2 separate regions of the Homo sapiens genome follow, and region 2 is linked to region 1. Evidence: chromatin loops called from intact Hi-C (ENCODE). Cell type or tissue: B cell. All regions are shown on one strand. Links, peaks and the distances in the headings refer to the core of each region. The heading gives the core; the rest is flanking DNA. Region 1 overlaps LINC02274 (long intergenic non-protein coding RNA 2274). Region 2 has its middle 12 kb from the start of MIDEAS.

What was found. Peaks named below come from ENCODE experiments on the same cell type or tissue, not always from the same donor. Only the 100,000 strongest peaks of a DNase experiment are listed, where the experiment ranks them.
Region 2: it touches region 1 in a loop (10-fold over the local background); 39 of 110 quality-filtered maps call a loop at or near these places.

Annotation. Positions count from the first base shown.
Region 1 is chr14:73,823,635-73,829,014 of GRCh38, reverse strand. All of the region lies in intron 1 of LINC02274 (long intergenic non-protein coding RNA 2274), which reads left to right. Among named protein-coding and RNA genes, the nearest start is that of LINC02274, 3.8 kb to the left of the region's middle. In B cell, for the core only: CTCF peaks have their summits at 3,036 and 3,236; a DNase peak (open chromatin) is centred at 3,274.
Region 2 is chr14:73,769,879-73,775,258 of GRCh38, reverse strand. It overlaps a transcript of MIDEAS not described here. Among named protein-coding and RNA genes, the nearest start is that of MIDEAS, 12 kb to the right of the region's middle. RefSeq lists enhancers at 1-353, 3,500-3,559, 3,680-3,749. In B cell, for the core only: no CTCF peak of the experiment used is centred there; DNase peaks (open chromatin) are centred at 3,268 and 4,438; H3K4me3 peaks cover 2,290 bases; H3K27ac peaks cover 5,000 bases.

The DNA.
Region 1 (5,380 bases), core at 114-5,113:
AATAGAAAAATTAGCCAGGTGTGGTGGTGCAGGCCTGTAGTCCCAGCTACTTGGGAGGCTGAGGTGGGAGGATCGCTTGAGCCTAGGAGGGTGAGACTGCAGTAAGCCACCATCATGCCTCTGCACTCCAGCCTGGAAGACAGAGCAAGACACTGTCTCAAAAAAATAATTAATAATAAACTAAAAATAAATATAATAGAATGTTGAAGAAACATGGTCTAAGTGGAAATTAGGAGTGATTTTGCCAATGGAAAATTTCAAGAACTAATAGATCCTGTTCCAGCAGGTGTGACTAGAGAAAGAGGGAAAAAAAAAAAGAATAGAGTCAAAATCATTGTATAAGCTAGATGTGCTCAGATAAACCAAACGTGGGCAGGCATATGAATAGAAGAAAAAACAAACTGCAGGAGTATTAGAAGAAAATGTAAGCAATCCTGGGAAAATAGTCCTCAGAAATTCTCACAAAGGACCATATATGAGGTTGTTCATTACAGGGTTGTTTGTGGTAAGGGGAGTTGAAAGCTCCAGGGGCTCGATGCTGGGGGAAGGGATGAGGGTAGCAGTTAGAATCAAGAAACTGAGGGTACCATGGCTATGTGGAAGGGCTGTAAAACAGTGCTGAGAGAAGACAGTCAGAATAAGGCCTGTGGCACAATATCATTTACCTAAATACATATATATAAAAAAAATTTTATTTATTTATTTATATGCATATATATGCATGTATATGTATATGTATATGCATATATATGCATGTATATGTATATGTATATGTATATGTATATGTATATGTATATGTATATGTATATATTTTTGAGATGGAGTCTCGCTCTCTCGCCCAGGCTGGAGTGCAGTGGCATGATCTTGGCTCACTGCAACCTTCACCTCCTGGATTCAAGTGATTCTCCCGCCTCAGCCTCCCGAGTAGCTGGGACTACAGGCACGCGCCACCACACCCAGCTAAGTTTTGTATTTTTAGTAGAGATGGGGTTTCACCCTGTTGGCCAGGATCATCTCGATCTCTTGACCTCATGATCTGGCCTCCTTTACCTCCCAAAGTGCTGGGATTACAACGGCCACCGTGCCTGGCCCGAGAGCCACCACGCCCGGCCACATATTTTATAAGGAAACATGCAAATGCTATAAAACCTATCAAATGCATTACTGTGTTGTGTATGGTGTATTGGGGGGATGGGAATGGGAAATGGGATAAAAGGGAATAAACAGACAAAGATATGTCTCACACAGACCAATGCTGACCATGAGGAATGTGAGCTGAGGAGCTGAGGAGCAGATTAACTCGACTGAGGTCCAAAATGAAAGAAAAAAAGTACAGGGAGATAGTATTATAACCTCCAAGTACGGAAGGCCTCAAACAAGGTATAAAATGCTAAATACAGCTGGGCGCAGCTGCTCACGCCAGTAATCCCAGCACTTTGGGAGGCTGAGGCGAGAGGATCGCTTGAGCTCAGGAGTTCAAGACCAGCCTGGGCGATTTATTGAGACCTAATCTTCAGTAAAAAAAATTAAAAAATTAGCCAGGTGTCGTGGTGTAAACCTGTAGTCCCACCTATTCGGAGGCTGAGGTGGGAGGATTGCTTGAGCTGGGGAAGTCAAGGCTGCAGTGAGCCATGATTGCACCACTGCACTCCAGCCTGGTGAGGGAGCAAGACCCACTCTCCATTTAAAAAAAGTAAAATAAAATGTATACATGCTAAAGTAAAAATTATAACTACTACATGCATAAAAAGACATCTGGCTGGGTGCAGTGGCTCACGCCTGTAATCCCAGCACTTTAGGAGGCCAAGGCGGGAGGATCACTTGAGCTCAGGAATTTGAGATCAGCCTGGTCAACATGGTGAAACTCTGTCTCTACCAAAAATATAAAAAATTAGCCAGGTGTGTGGCGTGCGCCTGTAATCCCAGCTACTCAGGAGGCTGGGGCAGGAGAATTGCTTGAACCCGGGAGGTGGAGGTTGCAGTGAGCTGAGATCATGCCACTACACTCCAGCCTGGACGACAGAGCGAGACTCCATCTCAAAAAAAAAAGACATCTATTAGGGTGTCAACACAGCATTTTAGTAACAACTAGAAATTGAAAATGAAATGGTTAGTGGTGTTCCATTTCTACCATAAAATACTATGCAGGAGTAACAAGAATGAGGTGGACCTGCATGTACCGAGAAGGGGCACAGAGTGCTAGGAGGCCATTCTCAGGGTCACAGAGGGTTCTGCTTGCCTCACTCTGGTCCTGACCCTGCCAGGGTATATCTATAGAGGAAGAAGCAAGTCAAAGAATAAAAAAAGTGACCAGGCACAGTGGCTCACGCCTATAATCCCAGCACTTTGGGAGCCCAAGACAGGTAGATCACCTGAGGTCAGGGGTTCAAGACCAGCCTGACCAACATGGCAAAACCCTGTCTCTACTAAAAATACAAAACTTAGCTGAGCATGGTGTGCACGCCTGTAATCCCAGCTACCCAGGAAGCTGAGACAGGACAATTGCTCGAACCCGGGGTGGGGAGGGCAGAGGTTGCAGTGAGCTGAGATCACGCTACTGCATTCCAGCCTAGGTGACAGAGCAAGATTCCATCTAAAATAAAATAAAATAAAAATAAAAGAATAACAAAAGTCTGGGCAACATAGGGAGATTTTAAAAATACAAAAATTAGCTGGGCATGGTGGCACATGCCTATGGTTCCAGCTACTCGGGAGGCACAGGCAGGAGAATCACTTGAGCCCAGGAGGTCGAAGCTGCAGTGAGCTGTCATCGTGCCACTGTGCTCCAGCCTGGGTGACAGAGTGAATCTCTCTCTCAAATAAAATAAAATTAAAAAGAATAAAAGTACAATACAATTAGTACAATACAATATAATTAGTACAATACAATATAATTTGTACTATAAAAATGGCAGGGAAATACCTACTATGTATCCACAGTTTTGTGTTTTTTTTAATGGCAGGGAGACACAAAAAGAAATTTATAATTTGATCTGTACATTCTACACATACATCAGTGTCTAGAACGAAGTGTGCAAATTAAAATAACTATATATGTTGAATACGAGTGTAGGGAGTATGAAAGGATTGCTACATGATTAGTTGCTCCATTTTAAGATCTTCCAGAACAGTTTTGAGCAGTGAGGCCAGTTTTTCCAAATGTCTCTGGGTTCTGAAACACTCATCTCTCCAGGGTCCTATCCCTGGAGAAACGCTCAGGCCAGAGCCTGCACTTTCCAGAGCTGCCCATGGGGGGGCAGAAGCACCTATGTTAGCCGGCTGCCCTGGCAAACTGCCCTGTGACCTGGAATTTAGGGCTGGGCCCCGCCTGCTTCATAGCCATTAAGGCTGATTATTAAGTTTTTCTGCAGAGCAGCGATTCAAATATGTGCTCTTGGCTGCATATTTTCAAAATTCTGAACATGCAATTGAGTTAAAAGTAACGACCTAATTTTTTTTTCAAAATAGAATTACCCTACTTTCTTTCTTTATGATTATAAAAGTAAAAATATACTTACTATAAAAACTTTTTTGGAAAAGTATAAAATGAGAAAAACACATTTTTATTACCTGGATAAAACATTTTAATGTATTTCTTTTTGTACACAAACACTTTACTAAAAGATTTATTCATACTATACATATCATTTTATAGCTGCTTCATTTCAACTGGATCAATAACACCTCACTGGTATCTTTTAAGGGCTCAATGGTAAATAAAATTTACATACATGTTATTAACCTAGTTATTTCCATTAAAGCATCCTAACACTCACTGAGATGGGCCAAGGCCAAGACCCATGCCACTGTTTGGGCTTTAGATCTGGTAATGCTATTCTGACCAGAGGGCCTGGCATTTCTGTGAACAAATCAACAGTGAAGGGACCAAGTGCTTCCCTGGATCCACACTTCTGAATGGCTGTGGAGTTTTGACAGCCAAGTGCTTTGTGGTCTTTTGTAGGTTCCCTCACACAGTGGCTTTTTTTTTTTTTTTTTTTTTTTTTTGAGACAGAGTCTCACTCTCTGTTGCCCAGGCTGGAGTGCAGTGGCACGATCTTGGCTCACTGCAACATCCGCCCCCAGGTTCAAGCAAGTCTCGTGCCTCAGCCTCCCTAGTATCTGGGACTACAGGCGCCAGCCACCACACCCAGATAATTTTTGTATTTTTAGTAGAGATGAGGTTTCACCATGTTGGCCAGGCTGGTCTCAAACTCCTGACCTCAAGTGGTCTGCCTGCCTTGGCCTCCCAAAGTGCTGCGACTGCAGGCATGAGCCACCGCGCCCGGCCACACAGTCACGACTCTTTGAATAATGAATGTGATTTCAATTTATTAGATAACAGAAAATAGATGCACATCAGCTTCAAAAATCTCCCTTGGAAAAGTGATCGAGCTGTCTATGTATTGTGTGGAGTGACTGACTAGAAAATGAAGTCTTTGGATTGCCAGATTTTAGCTGCTTCTCCCTTAGGGGAAGTGATTATCTCATTATAGAAATGTATAAATGTAGCTCTTGCTAACTACATTGTTTGGGGAGGTTTGATTCAAAAAAGAATAAAGCAATGGCTTCATATGCAAAGACATGTCAGATTTAAACTGTCTTTCTTTCTGGCCCTGTTCTTCCAGGAGTGCCTAGAAAACTTAACCAGATAAAAAATAGTTTGGGCTGGGCACAGTGACTCACACGTGTAATCCCAGCACTTTGGGAGGCCAAGGCGGGCATATCCCTTGAGCCCAGGAGTTCGAGCAACATGGCAAAACCCTGTCTCTAAAAACAAATACAAAATACAAAAAAATTAGCCAGGCATGGTGGCACGCACCTGTAGTCCCAGCTACTCAGGAGGCTGAGGTCAAGGCTGCACTGAGCTGTGATCATGCCACTGCTTTTCAGTTTGGGCGACAGAGTGAGACACCGTCTCAAAAAAAAAAAAAAAAAAGAAGTCTGATTTTTTTTTTTAAAGTGAATTGTTTCTTGTTTTGGAAGGGATTCAGATAAATAAAAAGTTAAAGATTTGCCAACAAATACGAGAACAAATACACCATTTGGAGGGGATCAACTACCATACATATCCAATGCCCAAGGAAACAAAAACTAATTTTGCCCCCAACTTACAAAGATCAATGAATACAGAATTCAGAGAGAAAGTGTGATATTATTTTCTCAAAGGCATAATGAAAAATTTCCAAACCCAAACATCTTGGCAGACAATGGCTCAACTGAATAATCAAAACCCCAGGAACAATGGGCCACAGATGCAGAAAGGGCCCTGGGTGGTCAGGTTTGTGGTGGGGTGACAGCTTGCCAAGCAGCAAGGGCCCCTCTGAAGAGTTCTGCAGTTGTATTCTTTCTTCCTCAGGATTTAGGTCACAGGAGATGGTCC
Region 2 (5,380 bases), core at 283-5,282, 54 kb after region 1:
TACTCTTGTTTGAGCCCTGGCCCACCTTTCTGGCCTTTTTCTTACCACTACCCCTTCCCTAGCATGGCCCTTTTTGTTCCAGCCGGCCTCTTGCTGCTCCTGGACGCACTTCTCTCGCCTTGTTATATGCTCTTGGCCTTTGCTTATTGTTGTCTCTTCCATCTGGAATGCCCTCTCTGGCCTTTTCCTCCTGGCAGATGCCCACAGGGCCAGCCAGGAGTCACCTGCTCCATGCTGCCTTCCTGAGTTGCCACCATGGCATTTCTGCAATTGAACTTCCCCCCTGCAGGATGCTGGGGTCAGTTGCAGGAGTGCCTGGCTCCCCACCACCTTGGATCTGTGGCTGGCACACAGTAGGTGCTCTGTGACAGGAACGAGAAGGGCCACCTGAGGGGCTGTGAGGGAGCATCGGGCAGGCCCAGGACCTGGCCTATGTCTGGTGGACTGTGTGCTTGGTGAGCTGGCTGTCTGCATGACATCCCCAGCCTCCCTTAGTGCTTGCTGGTGGGGCTGCCACCTTGGTGTCTCTGCTATTTGCTTGGGCCTGTCAGCAAGACCCTGGTGAGAGTAGGAAGGGGATTTGGGGGTATAAAACCTGTATCGGGGCCCCACTCACCCTGAGGAAGCCTTTGAGGGGACACTGAGGAGATGTCTGTGGTGAGGAGCTGGTTTAGAGGTGGCAGAAGCATCTCTTCCTACTGGCCCTCCTTGAAGAAGGATAAATATTAATACCAGCTGCCATTAGAGGATCCTTTCGTTTCTCATGCTCAGCACTGTCTTTTGGCTTCACACAGAGACAGAGCTGGGGAAAGCAAGTCTGCAGACCATAGTAGCAGAGACTGGGGCTCTTTAAAATGAAAGTCCTGTCCCACCTGGTCATGAGGCAGTCAGGACAGGCTGTGGCACTTCCTGTTCCTGCGAGGAAGAATGCATCCTCCTGACAGTAATTGCAGGGTGCAGTGGGAGCCCCAAAGCAGGGATTGCAGTCTCCGTTTGTCTATGAAATGAGGGGATTAGACTACAGGGGTACCTTTCCTGTTCGAAAATTCCTGTGAATGGAGCCTGGCAGGCGGTGTCTTTATGGTGCCTCATAGTGGGACCCAGGGTTGTCACTCAGAGGCTTCCTGTCATTATCCCAGGTCTGCGTGCCACTCAGAGAGACCTGTGGAGGAGTGGCTTTCTCGCCATGGCTGATTAGTTGGACTTGCTTTTCTTTTTTCTTTTTTTTTTTTTTTTTGAGATTCAGTCTCACCCTGTCACCTAGGCTGGAGTGCAGTGGTGTGATATCAGCTCACTGCAGCCTCTGCCTCCCAGGTTCAAGTGATTGTCCTGCTTCAGCCTCCTAAGTAGCTGGGACTACAGGCGCCCACCACCATGCCCAGCTCATTTTTGTATTTCAGTAGAGACAGGGTTTTACCATATTGGCCAGGCTGGTCTCGAACTCGTGACCTCAAGTGATCCACCCGCCTCAGCCTCCCAAAGTGCTGAGATTACAGGCGTGAGCCATTGCGCCTGGCCTCTCTCTTTCTTTAAAGACTTTTCTTTCTTGAAGTTGAGCCACCCTTAGGGCTGAGCCTGCATGCACATGGGCCTGTGGGACCACTGGTGAGCACAGGGCTTATATTGTTTGCAGAGTATGTTTCTAGAACCTAGAAGCACATGGTATTTCCAGAATCCTCTTTAGGAACCCATGAATGTGTGTGTTTGTTCCGGGCCCCTGGAAGATCAGCTTGGAGAAACCTGAGTGGTGGAGGGAGTGGGTTGATGTCCAGGGAGGGGTGGGCTCATTTTGGAAAGGACAGAATGTGGGATCTGTCTTTGTTTCTGACTCCACAAGGCCTGCTCTCCCCTCCTTACTCATCCCAGCCTCTACCTTCCTACCCACACCTCTCTGTCCTCCTTCGTCATCTCTCCCTGGAAAATCAATTGTATTACCTCCAACATCCACCAGTCATAGGGTACGTATTCCGAATAGCAGGGACGCTGAGGAGCTGGGAAAAGTGCATTATAAGAGTAGATCCTGATTGGTAGGATTGACAGGTGTTGCTAGGAAAACTACTTTGGAAAATAGATAATCCGGGTAACTCACAAAGAACAAATATACATTAAAAATGTATGAGAAGCCAGGCGTGGTGGCTTACATCTGTAATCCCAGCACTTTGGGAGGCCGAGGTGGGCGGATCATCTGAGGTCAGGAGTTTGAGACCAGCCTGGCCAACATGGAGAAACCCCATCTCTACTAAAATTACAAAATTAGCTGGGTGTGGTGGTGCGCGCCTGTAACCCTAGCTACTCGGGAGGCTGAGGCAGGAGAATCACTTGAACTGGGGGGTGGAGGTTGCAGTGAGCCGAGATGGCACCACTGCACTCCAGCCTGGGCGACAGAGCGAGACTCTGTCTCGAAAACAACAACAACAACAAAATACACACACACACACACACACACACACACACACACACACACTAGAACTTGAAGCTGTAAGAAAATGTTAATTTCCTTTGATCTATTAGTATTGCTCTTGAGAATTTAAGAATAAAGAATTTATTAATTCTAAAAAGGAAAAGAGCTCTAAGTACAAAGATATCTATTTATTATTTTTTTAATCTCATACCTTCCTGCACACCAAAGATATTTATAGCAACATTGCTTAAAATAGAAAAGAAAAAAAAACAAAACCAAAACTGTAAACAGCCTCAGTGTTTCATGTGGCTGTATAATTCATGATACCTAGAGTCAGTGAGTATTGTGTCACTGTTATCTTAATATGAAGATAATGTTGTTTCTTGGGAAAATGTTGATGAATTTAGATGAAAAAAGTAAAACACAGAATTGCATAAGTGCATAAAAACTGATTACACTGCCCATAGTAAAAATTGGCATAATGCCAATAACTGGATTTGGGCAAAGAGGTTATGGGTAGAGCATGTGTGTGTGTTTGAAATTGCTTTAATAATTTATATAACATCTTTTTTTTATTTATAAGACAAGGCCTTAACTTCAAAGACTTTGGATTTGGGTGGGAAGGAGGCCAGGGGGAGGGACTCCCATCTGTTACTACCAGGAAAACCAAACAGCTCTGTCTTTATCAGCTACCGGCACTGCATGCAGGGGCTGGAGGATTCAGATGGGCCTGACTTCATAGACTGGCTGAGTAACTCGGGTTCACAGCGTGGACTCTGCCTCCAGCCCCCAGCTGGCTCAGGGCCCCAGACGATTTTCACACCTGCGTTTTCATGGAACCAGCCCAGTGAGCACGTGAGGCTTTGAGCCACCCGCCCACTCACCTCTGGGCTGCCTCTTACTTCAGGCCCCTGCCACAGCAGGAGGAAGCTGAGTCTTTCTTCTGCAGTTCCAACTGGCAGCAGGGAGGGTGTGCTTTGCTAATTGACCTCCTGCAGCCTTTTCTAACCCAGGTGGGGCCCTAGTGAGGTAGCGTCTTGCTCACTTACATTGTTGCACATATTAATTGAAGTGTTGAATTTAGTTGCTCTTTAATGCTAGCCACATCCATCCAGTTCACATCTGACCTAGCAGGCAGGGCCGTCTGACCCCACGTCTTGCCGTGAGATCTGCTGGGACGCGCAGCTGCAGGTTTGGGTGTGGCGCTGAGCAGCTGACTGTCTTCTGAGCACCTTCTCATATCTCTGTGGCATCTCAGAATCTCTGGACATCTGGTGAATGGCCTTCTCACCCACCACTCCCCTCGTGTGTAGTAGCCTTTTCTTCTGAGTGGAGAGCCTTATTTTCTTAACACGTGGAGTGTCTATTTGGAGGGTCCATGATCATCCCGTTGCTGTGACCAGCCCAGGAATGTGACCAGGGCAGGACAGGGAGACTCCTTGGTGTTGTGCAGAGTCCCCAGGTGGGTGGCAGCTGGAGAGCCCCCGGCGTACCTTGAGTTCGCAGGTTGGAGCCTGCTGAAGCTCTGCCCGACAGAATGCGTGTGGAGGGAGGCCCAGACCCAGCTGGGGCCCTGGTTATCTCCAGTGTATATTTGCTAAAACCAAATTTCAGAACTGTCAAAGACTGGAGTTTGTTCTTCTGTGATCAGATTGAAGTAGGACCTTGTGGCTGGAGGTGTGCCAGGGTCAGAGAGAAAATGGAGAGTATGGGCTCAGGGCACGCCTGGATGCTCATTAGGGGTACTCAGGCCAGCTTCATGTGTTCCATGGCAAGTGATGGCTGTGTGTGTGTGTGTTTGGAGGTGGGGCTGGTGACTGTCTCTGTGCTTTTCTAGAATATCGTGTTTATTCCTAGATGCCCCAACCTCATCTTCACGCCCTACAGTGGCATTGAGCCTGGTTCTGATCATTGCTGGTCATGTGAATATTAAGTGCCATAGTGTCTAAGGAACAAGCTGCCTTCTCGAGCCCAGGCCCCAGCAATAACTGTTCCTCTCAGTTCCCTAATTTAGAGACCACGTGTGTGCCCCAGGGTTGTCAGCAGCTCGGTTTTTTGAAGCTTGAAACACATTTCCATAGAAACAATGCTATAAATGGTGGTTGGGTACCTAGGCTAGCCCACAAAGAGCCCTGGTGTCACCTCAGAAGTTGCTGAAATAAGGTATTAGTGAAATTGAGAGCCCAAATGCAGCAGTCATAGTTAGTACCCAGGACGCTGGAGGTTAATTGGTGTGGGTTTATTTGTGTAATTTCCTTTCTTTGGTGAGAGGTGTTTCAAAGCTCTCTAGATAAGGGATGCTCTGTAGGCACTCCCCCGCACCATCCCCACCCAGTCACAATCCCTCCTCTCCCGGTTTACATTCCTTCTTCTTTCCTCATCAAGCCAGGGGCCTGGGCCTACCTGCCCTCTGGTATGTTTATGATGAGGAAATCCTGTTCAGTGGCCCTTACATCATCATTGTCATCATCACCATCATCATCATCATCATCATCGTCATCATCATCATCACCGTCGTTACTGTTATATAAATCATCTTGATCAACTTAACAGAATAAACATGACACCTATTTAGAATTCTCTTCTGATTGCTTCTAATATTCCTTTGCAGTTTTAACACAGCTTATAAGTTCACCTGACATATTTTTTGGTGCTGATTTTGTCACTTAACATGACTTCACCAAATGGTTTCATCAGATAGTTTCCCTCTGTCCATCCTTTCATATTTCATTCTGTTACTCTTCCTTACCGTACCATAATCTGAATGGGCTCTATATACAGGTGCTGTGGAGCATCTTTTGTAAAAACTTCCTTGTGGTGACATTTTAGATTATTTTTATGGGATATAGTCCACCAACCGTAATTACCTGGTCAGCGTTTTAAACTCTTGCAACACTAAATATATACACCTACAATATACCCGCAAAAATTAAAAAAAAAAAACAAAAAAAAAAACCCAGCCGGGCACGGTGGCTCACA